2 separate regions of the Mus musculus genome follow, and region 2 is linked to region 1. The links are chromatin loops, found by intact Hi-C in ENCODE. Cell type or tissue: gastrocnemius. All regions are shown on one strand. Each heading gives the region's core, and the rest is flanking DNA. Links, peaks and the distances in the headings are about the cores only.

The links. Peaks named below come from ENCODE experiments on the same cell type or tissue, not always from the same donor. Only the 100,000 strongest peaks of a DNase experiment are listed, where the experiment ranks them.
Region 2: a loop joins it to region 1, with 2.6 times the contacts of the local background. A loop is called at or near these places in 2 of 42 quality-filtered maps.

Annotation. Positions count from the first base shown.
Region 1 is chr6:136,915,240-136,925,889 of GRCm38, reverse strand. Erp27 (endoplasmic reticulum protein 27) reads left to right here and starts at 3,710. Exons shown (of 7, transcript NM_026983.2): 1 at 3,710-3,861; 2 at 4,061-4,161; 3 at 5,883-6,020. The coding sequence starts at 3,768. It overlaps Arhgdib (Rho, GDP dissociation inhibitor (GDI) beta), which reads left to right. Exons shown (of 6, transcript NM_007486.5): 6 at 1,564-2,230. The coding sequence ends at 1,763. In gastrocnemius, for the core only: a CTCF peak has its summit at 5,107 (motif pointing right); DNase peaks (open chromatin) are centred at 2,073, 5,100 and 6,193; H3K27ac peaks cover 776 bases.
Region 2 is chr6:136,975,092-136,985,741 of GRCm38, reverse strand. Gm30055 (a long non-coding RNA gene) reads right to left here and starts at 4,928. Exons shown (of 3, transcript XR_378077.3): 1 at 4,096-4,928; 2 at 3,244-3,322. In gastrocnemius, for the core only: a CTCF peak has its summit at 5,057 (motif pointing right); a DNase peak (open chromatin) is centred at 2,246; H3K27ac peaks cover 1,177 bases.

The DNA of each region.
Region 1 (10,650 bases), core at 1,001-9,000:
CAGGGGTGCAACATGGAGGAGAGGCAGAGAGACAGTGCTCTTGTCTCTTAACAAAGAAATGAGGAGCCGGGCAGTGGTGGCACACGCCTTTAATCCCAGCACTTGGGAGGCAGAGGCAGGCGGATTTCTGAGTTCGAGGTCAGCCTGATCTACAAAGTGTGTTCCAGGACAGCCAGGGCTACACAGAGAAACCCTGTCTCAAAAAAAAAAAAAAAAAAAAGAAAGAAAGAAAGAAAGAAAAAAGAAAAGAGGAACATCTCTCTCTAGGCCTGAGAAAAAGCAGTGTAATTGAAGTATATAACTAACCGCATATTCTTTCTGATGTCATTCTGGACGTATCTTGGGCAGGAAGGTAACCCAAACAATCCCACAGTCCTCCCTGGCCTTCTTACTCTCTGTGCCAGATGCGGGAACAATATGACAGAGCCCAGTCCCCAAAGCCACAGAAGAGCCAAGGGAAGTTATGATTTGATGTGATTGCAGGACATGGGAACCAGTCTATCAAATTCCAGAGACGATTGGGGGCCTGAGACACACTGTTGGCCTTGCTAGTGTCTGCTCGGGTGAAAACCCAGCTCAGTTTCCTACTTCCTCCCAGCCCAGAGGCAGCGCTGACTCACGTCAGCGAGCAGCCCCTGGCATGTGTGCAGTTGTCCCTCTAAAGTGTGCAGCAGTTAGAAGGGTAGCTGTACCCGCCTCCCAGCTCTCTGTGCCATTTAAACCCCAGCTGTTCTGAATTCACACCCCAGCGTTCCCCTCCCTCGTAAGTACAGTTGGTTGACCTCATGTACCAAATTCTCTGTTTTTTTTTAAACTTTTGACCAATTTGCTGATCTCCCCTCTCACCTAACATTCAGATTCCTAAATTCTATATATCCTGATCCCCAGATGTCACAGTGACCCTCTCTCTAACTAAGACATTCATAGAATGACATTGAAGTCTGTAATATAGAGAAAGAAAGAACGCCCTGCAAGCTGCCAATCTTGAACTGCTTCAAACCTGGGGTCAGAATGTAGGTCTCTCAACTTGTTTGCCTACCTGACTGTCCTCTGTCAGTTTTTAACGGTGCAATCTGCTACATCTCTGGAAAGAGATTTCAGGCCCACCGACTTAAGTCACGCCATACTATGGCTTAATAATCAGAATCAACTCTGACACTTTTACTGAAACTCCACCCCCCAAGTATGGGGAGTGAGGGGCAAAATGAGTCACATTTTTCAAAGGAATTTGGGGTCTTAAGGATGCTTTAGTATATCTGTCTGGAGGGACTGTTTGGGCTCTGAGACAAGGTCTCCTGTGTGTGCATGCAGCTCGACCTGGTCTTAAACTTGTTCGTACCTTAGCTTCCCTGATACTACAAATGGAATTGTGCACACCTGGCTTAGTTATAAAAAGGAAAGAAACGGAGAAAGAAAGAAAGAGAGAGAGAGAGAGAGATGTTCGGCCAGGCTTGGACACTTGCTTCAGCTTCTGCCCATGTGAGCTGCGTACCAGGCTCTCCCATTTTTAGTTTCTTTTCTGACACCAGACTCTCACACTAATAGCCCTTTCTTTCTTCCCAGTGGATAAAGCCACATTCATGGTTGGCAGCTATGGGCCCCGACCAGAGGAGTACGAATTCCTCACTCCAGTAGAGGAAGCTCCCAAGGGCATGCTGGCCCGAGGCACTTACCACAACAAGTCCTTCTTCACGGATGACGACAAACAGGACCACCTCACCTGGGAATGGAACCTGGCCATTAAGAAGGATTGGACAGAATGAGTGCGTCTGTCCGTCCCTCCTGTCACCTTCCTCACCCACCAGAAGAGTTCTCCCGACCATGTTGATCATCACAAACTCCCTCCTCCCTCCCTGTTCCTAGCTAGGCCCTTTCTCTGTCACACACACACACACACACATTTCATCACCAATATGTTTTATCTTACCCCATCTCTCAGAGTGTTCCCTGCAAATGAGACTTAAAACCCTGGCTTCTCCCACCTTGAGTCCTGAAGGTCAAGAAATGGGCAAGCTCCGGCTGACGCCTCCTTGGCCTTCTGTTCAGAAGTTTATTCTTGCCACTGGGTTCTTCCGGTTCGATGAACCCCGTTGTCTTCTCTGCCAAGGGGAGCTCTCCTTTTGTGGGAGACACTGTAAACAACACCAAAGGAAAAGAATAAAATCGTTGTGTGTGTGACTGAGAACCTCATTTGCTTTCCTTTGCCCTTAAATAAATATGGTACCAGAAAGCCCACATTGTGAGTTGTCTTATGCATGGGCGTATGGATGAGAGCCATGGTACAGGGGATATGTATGTCTTTGCCAACGGGTTGTCACAATATAATGGTCAGTGAATGTTAATAATACAGAGGATGAACATTCTAAATCTCATTGATTGTGTAATATTTTCTTAGAATGGCCTCATCTAAGATTGAGATGAACACCCCACTGCCTGTAGAAACCTCTTCTTAGCCTTGACTCGTGGGTCAAATCAGGCTGTCTCCTGCTTCGTGGGCTCCCAACATCTACTGATGAAGAAGTGGAAGCGTCAACGCTACTTCATTGTATTACGTCACATAAAGGCCTATCGCAAGATGGTCTCCACACGGATCACTCTCTTCCTTCCCATGATTCTCAGTGACTAAAGTTCTTTCACATTCTGTTTTCACCTCTAGATTTTTGGCTCTTCCCCGTTAAATCCCTTGTGATTGGTTAATAGTGATCATCAGCTTGACAGACTCTAGAGCCACCTAGGAGAAGAGCCCCCGAGGCCTGCTTGTGAGGGAGTTTCTAAATTAGGTTCATGGAGGTGGGAAGACTCACCCTACCTATGGGTGGTGTCCTTCCGTGCCGGGACATATTACAATGGAGAAAGCAGGCTGAACACCACCATCCCTCATCATCATTCCTAACTGTGGGTATAGTGTGACCAGCCGTCTCGATCTCCTGCAGGGTGCCTTCCTCCCTGCCGGGTGCCTTCCTTGCTGTGATTGACTGCACCCTCAAACTGGGAACCAAAATAAACCCCACCTTCTTTAGGTTGCTCTGGTCACTTAAAATATTTTCTCACAGCAGGGAAAAGCAACACAAGTCCGTTCCACATTTTGATGCCCAGAGCCTATTCGCCCAGGCCTCTGTCTGTAGCGACTTCGAGGCAGACATCCTCCATCAAATCCCACATGGCCCTAAGAGTTCCCCGTGTCTCTCACAGCAGCCTATGAATTTTTCTGTGTTTTACCACTCTCTGATACATGTTTAAATCATGGATTTTTGTGTTCACCTCTCCCATCAAGAATGTAAGCTGAGCTGGGCAGTGGTGGCGCACGCCTTTAATCCCAGCACTTGGGAGACAGAGGCAGGCAGATTTCTGAGTTTGAGGACAGCCTGGTCTACAGAGTGAATTCCAGGACAGCCAGGGCTACACAGAGAAACCCTGTCTCAAAAAACCAAAACCAACCAATCAAACAAACAAACAAAAACAAACGTAAGCTGAGAGGCACTGGGTCAGCTCACAGCCATATTTATAGACTGCTTAAATCAATAAGCCGCATAGAGTACCTACATATTTTTTTTTATTATTTAAATGAACGGACCCGACTTCCTTCTGGCTGGATATGTTCCAGAGCTCTTCCACTGTGAGCCACTTATCACAGAAGGTGAAAGTTCCCCCCTGGAGTCAGCTGCAAGGTTCCCAGAGCTCTTATAACACACAACCACTTCAGTTCACCAGCCTGTCCTGGATTGGCACCCACTCTCAACATCTACAGTGGGCACCAGAGAGCAACAATGAAAATCACCAGGTCTAGATGCCTAATCCTCTCGTTTGTCCTCGTGTGTGGGCTGGTTCCAGAGGTTACAGCAGATGTGGAAGAAGCCACGGGTAAAAGAAAGAAAAATAGAAAAAGAAAAAAGGGGTGGGGGTGGGGCAGTGGTGTGGCCACAGTGAAGCTGCCATGAGGAAAAGACAGGGACAGGGACTCGAGAAAATACCATGCGTGCTTTCATTCCAAACTAGAAATTTTCCAGACGCTTCTGGGTTAAGATGCATATTGCCCACACTTCCTCTCCTCTCACTGCAGATGGTCTCAGCACTACCCAGGAACCCATATGGCTCACAGACGTCCCAGCCACCGTGGAACTCATCGCTGCTGCTGAAGTGGCAGTCATAGGCTTCTTCCAGGTTTGTGATACACCCCACCTGCATACCCATAATCGGGCATCTTGGCTTTAAGGTAGTCAATCCAGGGGCCTGTTGGGCTAGTGACATTTGGGAGTGAGAGGGCACACACTCTGCTTTCAGATTATCATCCAAGGTTCTTTTGTTTCAAAGCTGTCTGCCCTCCGCATGAGGTCTTTCACTCGCTTGCTTCAGGGTCTCTGAGTCTCATGGCTGAATCTCCTTACCTGTGGACACTTTGAAAGAAAGCAGGTGTCAGCAGGGAGTCAGTCAAATCTCATCGTTGTCCTAAATGCCCTAAACTCCCTGAGTCTGGACCCATAGAACCCTGCTCACAGGCGGAAGGGAAAGTAGAGGCACTTTTAAATTTTATTCGTTTATTCATTAATTTATTATTCAAGATAGGGTCTCAAAACTAAGGCCAGCCTAGAACTTGCAGTGTAGCCTGTGCTTCTCTCACATGGACAATCCTCCTGCCTCAGCCTCCTGAGTAGTGGTCTAAAAGGACTATGCCACACACTCAGGCCAAACCAATAAAACCTGGAAACACTTTTCACAGGATGTGCTAAAAAAAAAAAAAAAATAGGGAGGCCTTCACTCGTCTTTCTCGCCTTCTCCGAATACTGAAGAAGGTGACAGGATAACTGACAGCTTCCTCATTGGCTGTAGGCTAACACGTAGACAGTCACACACAAGAGGGTCTCATCCCAGCCTTTCCCTCTCGCTCTGCTAATAGCAGATGGCAATCCTCACAGCTAATCCAGCCGTTCTTCAGACATTCTTGTCTACTTCCATCCCTTGATTCCAACCCACAGTCACCCTGTCCATTCCGTGTACACAGCTGGAAATGGCTGAGATGGGGTGCCAGCAGGAGTCCGGTTTTGGTGCTAAGGGACTGAGTTTCAGAAAGGAAAGAGCAAAGAATGAGAAGGGTGTAGTAACACAAGAGACCACCAGATGGAGCCATCGGGTCCTTGAGCAATTCAATTCCAAAGCCCAGATTACAAACCAGGGAGCCCTCCAACAAATGTCCACAGCTTCTAAGTGAATGCCCTCTTCCTTTCAAAAGAGCGAGTCTCCAGTTCTGTCTTGTGATCCCAGACTCGAGAGTAGCAACCGTCCCTTCTCCTTTCACATGGCCTTTAGCTCAGTGAGATGTAGGTTTACTCTTGTGTACTTCCTGGAGCTTCTGTGGACAGCCGTCCTGACACAGCAAGGACTACAGTGGTAGTGTCCGTGGGAGGAGAGAGGCCATCACTAATGACTGGACTCCCAGCTTCCTAACTGCGGGCCTGGGGTACAACAGGTGCACAGGCCATTAAGTACCCTCATGCGCAAGCCTGAAAGGATCCCTGGAAGGGGGGGACATGACCTCAGCTCCTGCACATCTCCTGAGGACCATGCTAAGCCCCTGCTCCTTTATGTTACATCTTCCTGTTCCTCCACAAATTGTTCCCAAAACATTTGCTTCTCTGGGTGCTTGAATGGCTATATCGTCCATCTTCACAGACCTCTGGACACCAAGGCATCCCTCAGCTACAGGTAGAATTCAGGCTGTACGACTAGCCCACACAATTTTGATAATAACCAATATTCTCACAGAGCCTGGGACACTCAAAAATGACACTGCAAGTATAGCCTGCATGTGTAAGGATAACGTCTGGCATGAGCATATCTTTCTTCCTTCTATGTCTCTTCACTTGTTTGCTTTGTTTTGTCTTTAGGATTTAGAAATACCGATCGTGTCTGTGTTCCGGAGCATGGCACGACAGTTCCAAGATGTATCGTTTGGAATCAGCAACCATTCTGAGGTCCTGACCCATTACAATGTCACCAGCAACAGCATCTGCCTCTTTCGACTGGTAAGACGGGCTGGCAGCTCCAGCCTTCCTCTAGTTTTCCCTTGTGAGATGGGAAAGAACTCTTTGTCTTTGACACTAACGTTGGTGCCAAGTTCAGGGACATTGTTGACCAGGAGAGTGACTCAGTTCAGGCTGGCAAAGCAGGTGGGGATGCGGCTTGCAGAGAACAGGAACTGAGAGCCAAGATGGGGCAGTAAAGGTGCTGCTTGGTCCCTTGCCAGAGAAACGGAGTGGGTCAGCTGTTTAGTGTGTATTAGCTTCTTATAGCTATAGAATAAAAGGTCTGACCGTATTATCTCCAAGGTCATGTTAAATAGGGAAGTGCACACACATACACACACACACACACACACACACACACACACACACACACACACCAGGGATGGTGTGACAGACAGATAGACAGACAGAGACCAGGAGTTTTATGATATATATCATACATACATGTGCATATATATATACACATATATAATGAGGTTTGATGTAGCTCAGGATGGCTACTCGATTCATAGATGAAGATTACCTTAAACTTCTTATCCTCCACTTCCTAAATTACTGAGATTACAGGTGTGCCCCACCTACGCAGCGCCGGAGAATCAAACCCAGGGCTTCATGTGCTTTAGGTAATCGCACCATCAACTGAGCTACATGCCCGGCCCCATAATTTTATCTGTTCATATGCTGAGCATTTGACTTAAGTTTATCAAACATTTTATTAGACAGCTCTTACGTGGAAGGAGCTTGTGATAAAAACATATTGAATATACTGTCTGCTCTCATAGATCTTACATCAGAGTGAAGATTATAATCTAATACAGAACGCCACAATAGGTAAGGTGTTACAGGAGTGGAAATAGTGTGAATATATATATATATATATAAACAATACAAAGGGGACAGCTAAACTGGGAAGTGTATGTTAGAGAAACTAGGGTACTCTAAAGAAGGATCATGGCCAAAGGAGAAAAACTAAATGTACTTAAGAATCAACGATGCCAACGTGACCCCAAGGCACAGGGTACAGGGAAAGGCATAGAAGAGAGGGAGGGTTTATTAGAACCACATTTGTGCTAAAACCACAGTACCAGCGCCTTAGATTTGCACTTAACTTGATTGGTATTTGGAAAGCCTTTGGATCAGTAAAGCAGCATGGACAGGAGTGAGCTTTAGCAAGGTTATTTTGGAAACAAAGAATAAGATGGACTATTAGGAAAAAGGTATGCGAAGTGAGAGACCTTGCTAGCTAAGCAAAATGGACTTCGTGACGCTTAGTGAAGGTCTGCAGTGGCTGGAGAGACAGCCTAGAGGCTAAGAGTGCTGGACGTCTTGCAGAGAGCCTGGGTTTCATTCCCAGTAGCCACATTGCATCTCTCAACTTCAGATCCGGATCTGACTGCATCTTCTGGCCTTCTCAAACATGAAGCACACAGGTGGGTCACAGACTGACCCGTAGGCAAAATATCCACCCATATATACTTAAATAGACATAAAGAATTTATAGTGGAGAAGTAGCAATAGAAGTAATAGAAAAGGTGCTATGCCAAGCTAGGAGATTCAGCCCTGTGAGCCCAGCAGTCAGGAGTCTAAGGCAAGAGGACCACAGGTTCAAGCCCCCCCCCACACACACACACAAAAGAGCCGAGCAATCCTGCTGGTAGTGTAAACTTTGCTTACAATGTATCCTTTATAAAGCCCTGTTGGTGGCTCTTTTGGGCTCTGCCCCCTTCCTTAGCATCTGGTTTATGTCGACCACTAGTGACAGCCCTACTTTGAGTGAAGTCTTGGAACTTTGGTGGACAAAATTTATGTGCCATGCCAGAAAATAAACAGGCTGGTTTTGTGCCACCTCCTTGGCAGTGCTTGGAAAGGCTGGAAAGGCCAACTGTTACATAAACACATTTCTCAGTTTACATTTCCAAAGGTTGGCTACATATGTTAATAAGATTATCCTTCAGGAGTTCAGAGTAACTGTAACAAAGGGAAACGGGGGGGGGGGGGGGAACCATTTTATTTTACATTGGGGAACAGAAGCCTATGGCAAACTTTCTGGGAAAGGCTTTCAACTTAGATCCACATTTTATCATTTTCAGTTTTCCACAGTTTGCTTATTTTTTTTCTGCAGTTTGGTGTGTGTGTGTGTGTGTGTGTGAGTGTGTGTGTGTGTGTGTGTGTGTGTGTTTGTCTGTCTGTTTGTCCATCTGCCTATCTGTGTGTATGTGTCTAATCTATGATAGCCATTATTATAGTTCTCACAAAATATGAAGAGAGACTATGAGCCATGAATTTTCAATACTGAATAAGCATCAGGTAGATTGAAGCAACTCGCCAGAGTTTCACAACCGTCAGGTAGCGCCTGACTCCGTACTCCGCGTCCCCTGTCTACTGCATTACAGCGGCTCTCTAGAGCACTCAAGGACAGTCCTCTTAAAGCTCTAGTAATGATTTGTTTGCATTCACACATGTGTCTCTGTGTGTCCGTGTCTCTGTATGTTCTTTTGAGTGCTACAAAGGCCGGAAAACAGTGTCAGACCCGCCGGAGCTGGAGTTACAGGCAGCTGTGAACCATCTGTAGTGGGTACTGAGACCTGAATTCAGATATTCTACAGGGGTTCCAAGCACCCTTAACCACTGAACCATTTCTCTAGCCCCAGAAGAAAATCTCTATTTTTACACTAGGCTGTATTTATTTAATGTTCCTTATTCTGAAGTCTCCGTTTCAAAACTTTATCCCAAACCATTTCCCTAAACCCCTGGTATTGATATATCAAGTCCAGGGGTTATATATCAGAATCTAATTTAGATATTATATAGTGTGGTAGCAAATTTTCAGAATTTAGGGTTACTGGACTCACAAGAGTACGAATATTTGTAAAGATAATAGGACATAATGGTCGAGTAAAAGAACACTGGCTCATTGTGATTGGGCCTGTAAAAGCCGTGTGTGTGAAACCACAGCTTTCTATTCGTTGGGCTTTCTATTGTGTGGTGAAGCACTATGACCAAAAGTAACTTGGGAAAGGGTTTGTATCACCTTCGACTTTTATATTACAGTACAGCAGTTGGGGTAGGCTCGAGGCAGGAACCTGGAGGCAGGAACCGGAACAGAAGCCATGGACGGTGCTGTTTAATGGATTACTTTCCATGCTTGCTTGCTCACCTTGCTTTCTTATACAACTCGGGACCACCACCCTGAAAGAGGAAACGCCCACAGTGGTCTAGGCCTTCCCACATCAACTATTAATCGAGAAACTGCCTGACAGTCTTGCCTATACGCTGGCCTTAAGGAGCCATCTGTCCAAACAACTCTAGCTCGTGTCAAGTTGGCAAAAAATGAACCAGTAAAACTGACTCCTTGTCAACTAGACACATAAATGTATCACTCTTGGGGTTATTGTTCATCTCCCAAATCTCATATCAATGCTAACATTGCAAAATAAAACATAAATAACTTTTAAAGTCCCACAGCCTTTAAAATTTCAAACACTTCAAGAGTGCAGTCTCTTTAAAATATCCAAAGCCTCTTTAAAAGTTCAAAGTCTAAAATAACCAAAGTCCTTCTAATACTCCAAAGTTCTGTGGAAGAAATAATATTTAAAAGTTAAACATTTTCTTATTCCAAGAGGTGAGAACCAGGGCACAGCCCTAATCAAATCGAAGCAAAAGCCCTTCAACATTGTCAGTAACTCATTGCCCAGTGTCTGGCACTCAGTCTTCTGGGCTCCAGAGGGCCTGGCAAGCATTCACTGTGGCTCTGTCATTTATGCATCCGTCCCTGTCATAGCACGCATGGCTCGCCCAGGAGACTCATATTGTCTCATAATACTTGCTGGTCATCACCCAGTCCTGGCATCGAAAATATGCTGGGGTCTCCACTGCAGCTGAGACTGAATCTTCACCATGGCCTTTCCTGGACTCTCTTGAGGGACTTTAACTTTGTCACTTTTCGCCAAGGTTCAACAGCACTGCATGACCCTTTCATGCTGCCAAAATCAGTAACACGAGGCAGACTCATACATCATGGGGTCTGGCTGCCAGCATAAGATGCAGCCTGGGCCCCTCTTAACCACAGCTTCTGGGTGATAACCCTGAGGGAGTATTCCCAGAAGATTTCACCTCAGTGATGCCGGTCTCTTCTTGACAGCAGCTGACTCTCTAGCCCCAGTTGGCCAGAAGTCTGTAGTCTTGATTTAAAATATCACATGAAGCACTCTCAGACGTGCCTCAAAACTTCACAAGTCGGGCCTCCAACATCTCCATTGCTCTCAGCATTCTCTCCCAAACTTCCCACAGAATAGAGGGCTCTGAACACTCAATGGCTTTTGTAGCCCCAAATTCCCCAAATCCTTCACAATCCCCCCATAACAACAACATCATATCCGCCACAGAAGTCGTCTATGCTGGTACTGATTTCTGTCACAGAGTTTCTGTGAGTGGAGGAGAATGTTGACTTGGTTGAATGTGACGACTGTTCATTACTGACGGAAGCCCAGGCAGGAACTCAAAGCAGGAACTTGAAACAGAGATCAGATAGAACCAGCCAGTAAGCAGTACTCCTCCACAGTCTTCGATTCACTTCCTTGGCTTCCCTCCATGATAGACTGTGACCTGTGACCAGAGAAGCCCTCTCCTC
Region 2 (10,650 bases), core at 944-8,943, 60 kb before region 1:
ACCTTGTTACCAGACAGGCATAATAAATGGTAAGGTTGAATGAGCTCAAACCCGGGGAATCTCAGCCGCTCCCTGCCTACCTCTACCTGCTCTGGATCCTGTAACCATGACTCCCACTGAGGTCCCTGGACACTGGGTTGTGTAGCATAAACACGGGGAGTTCTCCATAATAATGAGGTATCTAGATAGGGCCCCTCGCATTCAGCCAATGAGCTGCTCTTCCTGGGTCAAATAAAGCAGTCTGAACAAGCAAGAATCGTCTCTTCATCATAATGAGCCATGTCGAAATCCCCTGGAGAAAGCCTTCTGTCTTCAGGCCCCTCCATGCTCACGCCCTCACGTGGATTCAAACCGTGCCCCGCCCACATCTCGAACTCTGCCTTCCCCTTCCTGCCCCCAGCAACATGGATGCCTTGAGAGGGAGCATAGATCAGGGACCCCCATTCTCGACTCCCAGCAATATGACAGCGACATCCAGGTACACAGGAAACTGGGAAACACAGCCTTCATCCCAGATCCTACTGTTTCTCCTTCTAGTCTGGTGAAGGAAAACGGGGATTGTGGACCACCCCTTATGGACTCTGCCCTGCCTTCTCTGGTGGCATGCCAGGCAGTGCTCTGGCCACCCCAGTGGAGAATCAGGGCGTGACCTGGCAACTAACTGTTACTCCTGTATGGGGATAGAATTCTCAACCTATAGAAAATATTTCTCCACCTCAATATTATAGAAAGGTGTACTCTTCAAGTTCACGAGTCATTTATGAATCACTGAAGGGTGGATCATTTCCTTGGAAGGGGGTACATTTTTAAAAAAGGAATAGGTTAAATATATATACATGTACAATTACATGCACATACATATACATATATATGGCTGGAGAAAAGGGCTTGGTGTTTAAGAGCACTGGTTGCTCTTCCAGAGGATCTAGGTTCATTTCCCACACCCACAGATCAGCTTCCAATCATCTATAACTCTACTTCTAGTGTATCTGACGCCCTATTCTGACCTCCTCAGACACTGTATGAAACTTGTATACAGACATAGAGATAGGCAAAACACATACACATAAAATAAAGACAAATATTTCTTTTAAAAGAACATTAATCCAATTTCAATGTGTTAAAATTGATATGCAGCCACCCAGAAGCCCACCTGCTGAGTGGGACTGGGGTGCATAATGTAAAATTCACAAAGAATAAATAATATTTTTAAAAGGATACATAGCAATATAGTATTGACATTCTAAATTTATTCCTATTTGGCTCATGAGTTTAAATCATCATTAGAAAAATACTTTATAATCATAAAATTGTACTTTAAATTAAAACAAGCCCTGAATGTCTGCAGCAAGTTATTAGAGCTATGAAGTATACAATTCATAGAGGCATGTGTAGCTATAGAATCGGGGCTTTGAAGGGCATTTTTAAACATCGGATTCTAGTTCAGGGAACTATCACACGTTAATCACAGTGAATGAATAAGAATTGAGAACAGGGGTGAGGATGCAGAGGAGGGACCCTGAGGAATACAGAGGTGACTCCAGATGTAATGTGCACTCTAGCGAAGCAGAACTGATGGGAATGTGGGTTGGAAGGGCCTAGAGGAGCTGGATACACACCCTATCTGCTCAGAGGAAAGCTTACTGACAGCCATAGTTAAGGCTTTAGTGGGGAGGCAAGAAAGAACAGGAGGGGCAGCCACCAGCCTCCCATAATGGAACAGGGAATCTGTTGCTAGGATGCTGACAAGAACAAGGACGTCAGCCTCCAGGGTCCACCCAGAGAGGCCTAAGGGAACCCAACAGATACTTTCAGTGGCCCTACCTCCAGCATCACAGAGCCAAGCACACACTGACTTGGAGAAGACTTTCTGTGGCTTAATAAATGAGTGCTGTATCTTCTGAGACGATCTTCCATGTAAACTAAAATAGATTTTTCTAAAGCCCCAGAAGATATTCTACTAAAAACTATGGTTTACAGAAATTTTAACTTTGTAACAAAGTTGCAGGTCTCCTTGGCTGGAGAGAGGAACTCTACTGACAGCATAATGACTCTTGTCATTAGCCATACATAAAAACAATTGTCTGTTCATTTATTGACCCAAGAGACCCAAGAAGTGTCTCTTGGGTTCATTCTGTTTCCTGCTGCCTTTTTAGGTGGTAAGATGCTTGTGCGTAGAACAATCAATGTGTGGGTTCTGCTCAGTGGGGGGTCATTCGAGGATCCGAGCACTTGATCCCCTGCAGATGGTACTGCGCCAGGAGGCTGTGGGCCATTTAGGCAGCTGAGCTTTGCTGGAGGTCAGAGGTCACCATGGGTGGGCTTTACAGCCTGACCTCACCTCCTGCTTACTTTCACCACTTCCTGTGTGTGGATGAAATGTGCTATCGATGTTTTCTGACTGCTAGGCCAGCCTCGAACTCTGCGATCTACTGCTATTCCTTGCCTGCTATGATGAAATTTGTGTCTCTGGAACCATAAGCCTAAGAAATTCTCTCCCCTCTAAGCTGCTTTTTTTTAGTGGTATTTTTAGCACAGCTACAGCAGAGAAGCTAATACAGTGTCTTTAAGGAACTACTATTCTAACAGGGAACACACACAACAAACAAACACACTGTGCGTGAGAAAAGTGGTATAAACTTAGAGACTAAAGGTCTGTAGGGACCAAGGCACGTCCGATCCACTTTCTTTTCCTAATATGACAAGCACACCCAAGTTGCTAATTAACAGTGATCATCTCGACTCATGGGGATTAATATTCTATATTAACTTTCTTGTGCATTGGCCATTACTTCAACTGTTAGCAATTCATGTCGAGTAAGCCTCATTAACTTTGTGTCCCATTTAAAAAAGAGAGAGAGAGAGAGACCAAGAGACCTTACAGTTACCACAAATCTGGAAAGAACCAAAGTCCACACCAGCAACATCTCTGAACACTGAGGAGTGTCGGCGAGCACAGAGAAAAGCACTCACCCGCATGTCCTTTGGACCCAGGCACACCTTGTGGGTGTCTGAAGTGACCCCTCTCAAAGAGATCTAGCAATGAGCATTCGAGCAGGCTTTTAGATGACATTAAAAACCAGAGGTGATGCTTCAGAGGCCAGCCTTCCTTCTGAAACACCACAGGCAAACCGTGTCTTTTGGGTTGGCTCCAAGTTCACAATGGTCACAGCTTTCAGATGGCCCCCAGCAAGAAGCCCGTGCTGTCCCCACAACACTATATCTGGTTCCTCTCAAACTCACCAAGTTCCATCTTCTATTGGTCTCCGGAAACGTTTAGGCTTCTTACGTTCTGTATTCTACTGAATATCTTGGAAGAGATCTTAAAAATATTCCCTAATCAATAAGGCATAAGAGATTGAGGGCTTAGACATTCAACGCTTTGTTAGGCATTCACCCATTCATTATCTGTCTGTCTGACTGACTGATTGTCTATTATCTATTTATTATCTATCTATCTATCTATCTATCTATCTATCTATCTATCTATCTATCATCTTTTTATTCATCCATCCACCCTTCCTATTTCTGCCCCCCCCCCCAGTCTTCCTTTCCCTTTTTTTTTTTTTAAGACAAGGTCTCATGTAGGCAGACTGGCCTTGAATTCTGAATCCTTCTGCCTCCACATCCTGAATACTGGGATTTAGATGTGAACCACTATACCTAGCTGCCTGCATGTTTGTAAAATTGACAGGTGGTACTACACACACACACACACACACACACACACACACCACACACACTCGGACACAGACACTGTGGAATGGCTCAATGAAATGCTTAACAAATGTATTACCCCACGTACTTATGTTGTGAGTGGTAAAAATATTGAAAGCCAGTAATTTTTCAAAGGCAATATATTTGTGTTAACATTTGTCACCACTGTTTACAACTGAGCTTTGAACTTATTTGTTCTCTCATTGAAGTTATCTGTCTATCCACCACCTTTCCAACCCCTCCGGCTGATTTCTGAAGCCAACACTCTACCCTCTGCTCCTGTGAGTCTGACTTGTTTTCAACCTTCCACAGTGGAGATCACAATATTTGTCTTTCTGTTCATGGCTTATTCCACTGAACATGTACACGCACGCTCACCTGTGCTGTTACAAATGAGGGCCTGCACTCCTCTTCAAGGCCGGATGGTACTCTGTTGCCTGGTCCATCGCTTTTTCTTTACATGTGTTCCTCTGTTGAAGTCCCCACTGGTCCACTCCTTATTTCTCTAGTCTTACTAGTGACATTCTAGTCTTACTTGCAGAAGTAGCACAGAGTAAAGGACCAAGAGAAACATCGACACGATAGATGAGAGAGGGAAGACAGCTCTGTGACAGAATAATTAGTTTAGTTCTGGGTCCAGTAGTGAGATTGCTGGACCACTGTGGAAGGTCTATGTTTAAGTTCATTCTATCCTGTTTTTCCTAATGGAATGGGCTGAGTTCCATTCCCGACATCAGAACACACATTCCTAGGACATGTTGACAATGGAAGAGGTAGTAGGTCATCATCACTCGCTCTGACTTTACTAATAGAAGCACTCAAGGCTGAAAACGGAAAACAAGCAGTCACCACAGTGTTGGTATCTGGCCAACTGAGCAGGATCCATGAGCTGTGCTTTCTTTCCAAGTCAGCAATAAGATGAGGCACAGAGAAGAGATGACAGCAAAGACAAGAGGATGCTCGGTGTGGGGGGGGGGGCTGAGGGATGGTTCCCAATACACAATCAGCATCCAACTTCAGTCACCCTGGGATACACAGTGAGAGTCTGTAGGAAGGGAAGAGGCTGGGAGGAGGAGAGGGAGGAGATGGGGAGGGAAGGAGAGGAGGAACAGGGAGAGAAGGAGGAGAAGGAAGAGGAAGAGGAGAGGGAGATGGGGAGGGAAGGAGAGGAAGAAGAGGGAGAGAAGGAGAAGGAAGAGGAGGAGGAAAAGGAAGAGGAGGAGGAGGAGGAAACGGAAGAGGAGGAGGAAAAGGAAGAGGAGGAAGAGGAGGAGGAGGAGGAAAGGGACTTAGTTTTAGCATTTTTGTTATTTGTTGTGAACCCAAACATCCACAAGATGGCAGTCTAAGTCAAACTTAGGACTTTTAAACAGCTAGTATTGTTGCTAAAAATAGCACAGAGTAAAGAACCAAGAGAAATGGTTGAAAGAATAGTTTAAGGCCTTAAGTAACACGCAGAGACCAGGGTCTCCTCAGGCTTCCCTCCCATCTGCAGCCCCCGGTCCTACAACCTGTGACTTGTCCACTCTCTGGCTAGAGCACCCTGGTGACAAGTGTTCAGAGTAACCACAGAGCTTGAATTGCCGTCCACTGTGGACACTCTGACTTCCTCCTATAGCCAGTCCCTCCAATACTTTGTTTCCTCCTCCCTCCCTCTTTCCTGTGTAGCTCAGAGTTGCCTTGAAGTTGCAGTCTTCCAGCCTCGGCTTCTTGGTGGCTGCATGTTTAGCCCTCCAGCTAATTCTTGGAAATTGTTGGGTTCTCCAGTTTGGGTGTGGGGTGTGTGTGTGTGTGTGTGTGTGTGTGTGTGTGTCTGTGACTATTCCTCCAGAGAAGCATAAGAAATAGCATGTAAGCAAACCGAGAAACTAGTCCCCATTGAACCAGAGGCTAGACTGGACATCATGACTAAGGCTGGCTGAGCAGGTCTCAGCTCTGCAAGGCAGGTTGTCAAAGGAAAGGCAGCTGAAATATTTACAAGATGCAGACTGCAGGCAGTGCATGGGATCCTTCCGGGGAAACGTCTTTCCTGTTCTTGAGTCAGGTCTACCTAGATTATCTGTCCTAACAGTCAGGGGACTATAGATGTTGCAGGCCTCCACAGACCGACACAGTTTCCTTAGCCATTTCCCTTCCCTCTCTACTCCTGGGCTTCCTAAGACACAGCGCTCATTGCTCTAACGCGAGCCCCTGAAGCTGTGGTTGCCTGGGTCTCCCGATGCTCACCATCCGTTGTTCTCCAAGTGTTTCATGACGATTTAAACAACAGAGACTTTGAATTCTGTCTTCCCGGGGGCTGAGGATGAAGGAAGATCCGAGTAGGGGGAAGCCAGGAAGGACCCATACACCACCCTCAGCAACCATGCCACCGCTTCGGACTAGCCTGGTCTACCGCTTCGGACTAGCCTGGCATCGTGGTTTGACGTCTGTGTTTGAACACTTGACTTGGGTTTTGGCTGGTGTTTTGGAAGGTTATGGAACCTTTAGGAAGTGGGCTTCACCAGAGGAAGTGGGCCATTGGGGTCAGGCATTGAGGTTTATCTGGTCTGTCCCTCGTCCCTGTCTGCTCTCTGCTTCCTGTTCTGCTAAGACAAGCAATGAGGGGGAGCAGGCGCTCACTCCTACCACCACGGCTGCCTGCCCCTGTGGTTTTCCCTCCATTGTGAACTGGATCACTGTCCGCTCAGACTAGGAGCCGCAATCAGTCCTTTTTTTTTTTTTTAAGTTGTTTCATGCAGCCAAAGCAACGAGAACAGTAACACAGCATAGACTTGCTGACTGGTTTCCATTCTCGATGGATGAATAAGTGCTAACGGGCTGTGCACCCTGTCCCCATAGGTCTCTCAGGCTTCCTCGGTGTGTTCTCTCGCTGCCTCCCCGAAATTGCATTAACTTGCCCAATTCCCTGCAGCCTTGGGCTTTTGTGTTGCCCTCTCTTTGCCTGGTGTATTCCCATCTGTAATACCTTCTTTTAATATATATATATGCCTGCAGACTAGAAAGGGGTATCGGAGCTCATAAATGGTTATGCGACATCATATGGTTGCTGGGAATTGAACTCAAGACCTCTGGAAGAGCAGTTGGTACCCTTAACCTCTGAGCCATCTTTCCAGCCCCATAACACCTTCTTTACAGGATGCCTGACCTGATGGCTTGTTTACCTGGTTATTTTTCCATTACATCTATGTGTGGTCTTTTATGCCACAAAGAATCACGGACCCTACACAGGTGGTGTTTTGAGGTTCCAGGTGCATTCTTGTTTAATATTTATCTCCACTAGAGTACCAATGCTGTGGATACAGGAACCACACCTGATTTCCTTCTTTGAAATTCTGGCACCGGCAAGAATATGCAGCATGAACAGGCTCCTCCCACTTCTGGAAGGAGAGGAAATGTTACCCTCTGTATGTCTGTCAAGGTCTAACACAGGATGTTAGCTTCCCATGTCAGGGATAATGTATCACCAACCAATGGGCAGAAAAACAATGGAAACAAATTCTCTTCCAGTCTGCAAGGTTTGAGGATGAAATCCAAGCACTGACCAGGCTGGGCCACCCCAAAAACAACCTCTTCTGCTTCTGGTTGCCCTAGGCACTGTTTGGTCATAGCAGCTTGTCACCAAACTCCATTCTCTTATGACCATCTCCCCTGCCTGAGCGAGTGTGTGTGCATGTGTGTGTGCGTGTGTATGTGTGTGTGTGTGTGTGTGTGTGTGTGTGTGTATCTTTTACATCCCTTTTCTCATGGGGAAACAGCCACACTTGGTTACAGCCTACCTTTGATTCAGTTTAGTGACTTCAGGACCCTGTTTATATTCATAAACAAAAAGATCTAAATGTATTTTTCCTATCATAAAACATAAGCCAACCTGTAACACTAGCATTTAGAAAAAATATAGTTGATACCAAAGATTTTATGATATATGTAGGTATATATTTAGGTTTATGGAATTATACAATATTTGAACAGAAATATTTTTGTTTAACTAAGTAGATTTTTTAAAAAAGATTTATTTATTTATTATATGTAAGTACACTGTAGCTGTCTTCAGACACTCCAGAAGAGGGAGTCAGATCTTGTTACGGATGGTTGTGAGATGGTTGTGAGCCACCATGTGGTTGCTGGGATTTGAACTCCAGACCTTCGGAAGAGCAGTCGGGTGCTCTTACCCACTGAACCATCTCACCAGCCCAACTAAATAGATTTTAAACTAAAGTCACTTGTATCTTGTTCACAAATATAGTGGGAACACTCCTTAATAATTCAACTAATAAATTGAACTGTGCGAGTTAACTTAAGTACTACTTAATCTTACGTAAGCAGTTGTTATAAGAAAAAGAGCGGCAGACAACCGGCCACCATCCGGACCAGAGGACAGGTGTCCGCCTGGCTTGGGAGGCGGCCTCAGCCTCAGCAGCAGCGGTCGCCATCTTGGTTCCGGGACTCAGCAGAACTTAGGAAATTAGTCTGAACAGGTTAGAGGGTGCGCCAGAGAACCGGACAGCTTCTGGGACGGGCAGAAGCACAGAGCCGCTGAGGCAGCAGCCTGAGCGGGCCACAGAAAACCGGCCACCATCCGGACCAGAGGACAGGTGTCCGCCTGGCTCGGGAGACGGCCTCAGCCTCAGGAGCAGCGGTCACCATCTTGGTTCCAGGACTCCCTGGAACTTAGGATTTTAGTCTGCACAGGTGAGAGTCTGCACCACAGAAGCTGACAGCTTCTGGGAACTGCCAAAGCAACACAGCTTCTGAGAGAGGCCCTGTTTTGGGCCTTCTTCTTCGACCAGGAGGAGGTCCAAAAACAAGATATCTGCGCACCTTCCCTGTAAGAGAGCTTGCCAGCAGAGAGTGCTCTGAGCACTGAAACTCAGAGGAGAGAATCTGTCTCCCAGGTCTGCTGAGAGACGGTAACAGAATCACCAGAAGAACAATCTCTAAACAGAGTCAACTATAACTACTAACTCCAGAGATTACCAGATGGCGAAAGGTAAACGTAGGAATCCTACTAACAGGAACCAAGACCACTCACCATCATCAGAACCCAGCACTCCCACTTCGCCCAGTCCAGGGCACCCCAACACACCCGAAAACCTGGACCTAGATTTAAAAGCATATCTCATGATGATGGTAGAGGACATCAAGAAGAACTTTAATAACTCACTTAAAGAAATACAGGAGAACACTGCTAAAGAGTTACAAGTCCTTAAAGAAAAACAGGAAAACACAATCAAACAGGTAGAAGTCCTTACAGAAAAAGAGGAAAAAACATACAAACAGGTGATGGAAATGAACAAAACCATACTAGACCTAAAAAGGGAAGTAGAAACAATAAAGAAAACTCAAAGTGAGGCAACACTGGAGATAGAAACCCTAGGAAAGAAATCTGGAACCATAGATTTGAGCATCAGCAACAGAATACAAGAGATGGAAGAGAGAATCTCAGGTGCAGAAGATTCCATAGAGAACATGGACACAACAATCAAAGAAAATGGAAAATGCAAAAAGATCCTAACTCAAAATATCCAGGAAATCCAGGACACAATGAGAAGACCAAACCTACGGATAATAGGAGTGGATGAGAATGAAGATTTTCAACTCAAGGGACCAGCAAACATCTTCAACAAAATTATTGAAGAAAACTTCCCAAATATAAAGAAAGAGATACCTATGAACATACAAGAAGCCTACAGAACTCCAAATAGACTGGACCAGAAAAGAAATTCCTCCCGACACATAATAATCAGAACAACAAATGCACTAAATAAAGATAGAATACTAAAAGCGGTAAGGGAAAAAGGTCAAGTAACATACAAAGGCAAGCCTATCAGAATTACACCAGATTTTTCACCAGAGACTATGAAAGCCAGAAGAGCCTGGACAGATGTTATACAGACACTAAGAGAACACAAATTCCAGCCCAGGCTACTATACCCAGCCAAACTCTCAATTACCATAGATGGAGAAACCAAAGTATTCCACGACAAAACCAAATTCTCACATTATCTCTCCACGAATCCAGCCCTTCAAAGGTTAATAACAGAAAAAAACCAATACAAGAACGGGAACAATGCCCTAGAAAAAACAAGAAGGTAATCCCTCAACAAACCTAAAAGAAGACAGCCACAAGAACAGAATGCCAACTTTAACAACAAAAATAACAGGAAGCAACAATTACTTTTCTTTAATATCTCTTAACATCAATGGTCTCAACTCCCCAATAAAAAGACATAGACTAACAAACTGGCTACACAAACAAGACCCAACATTTTGCTGTTTACAGGAGACACATCTCAGAGAAAAAGATAGACACTACCTCAGAATAAAAGGCTGGAAAACAATTTTCCAAGCAAATGGTATGAAGAAACAAGCTGGAGTAGCCATCCTAATATCTGATAAGATTGACTTCCAACCCAAAGTCATCAAAAAAGACAAGGAGGGGCACTTTGTTCTCATCAAAGGTAAAATCCTCCAAGAGGAACTCTCAATTCTGAATATCTATGCGCCAAATACAAGGGCAGCCACATTCATTAAAGAAACTTTAGTAAAGCTCAAAGCACACATTGCACCTCACACAATAATAGTGGGAGACTTCAACACACCACTTTCACCAATGGACAGATCATGGAAACAGAAACTAAACAGGGACACAGTGAAACTAACAGAAGTGATGAAACAAATGGATCTGACAGATATCTACAGAACATTTTATCCTAAAACAAAAGGATATACCTTCTTCTCAGCACCTCATGGTACCTTCTCCAAAACTGACCACATAATAGGTCACAAAACAGGCCTCAACAGATTCAAAAATATTGAAATTGTCCCATGTATCCTATCAGATCACCATGCACTAAGGCTGATCTTCAATAACAAAAAAAATAACAGAAAGCCAACACTCACGTGGAAACTGAACAACACTCTTCTCAATGATAC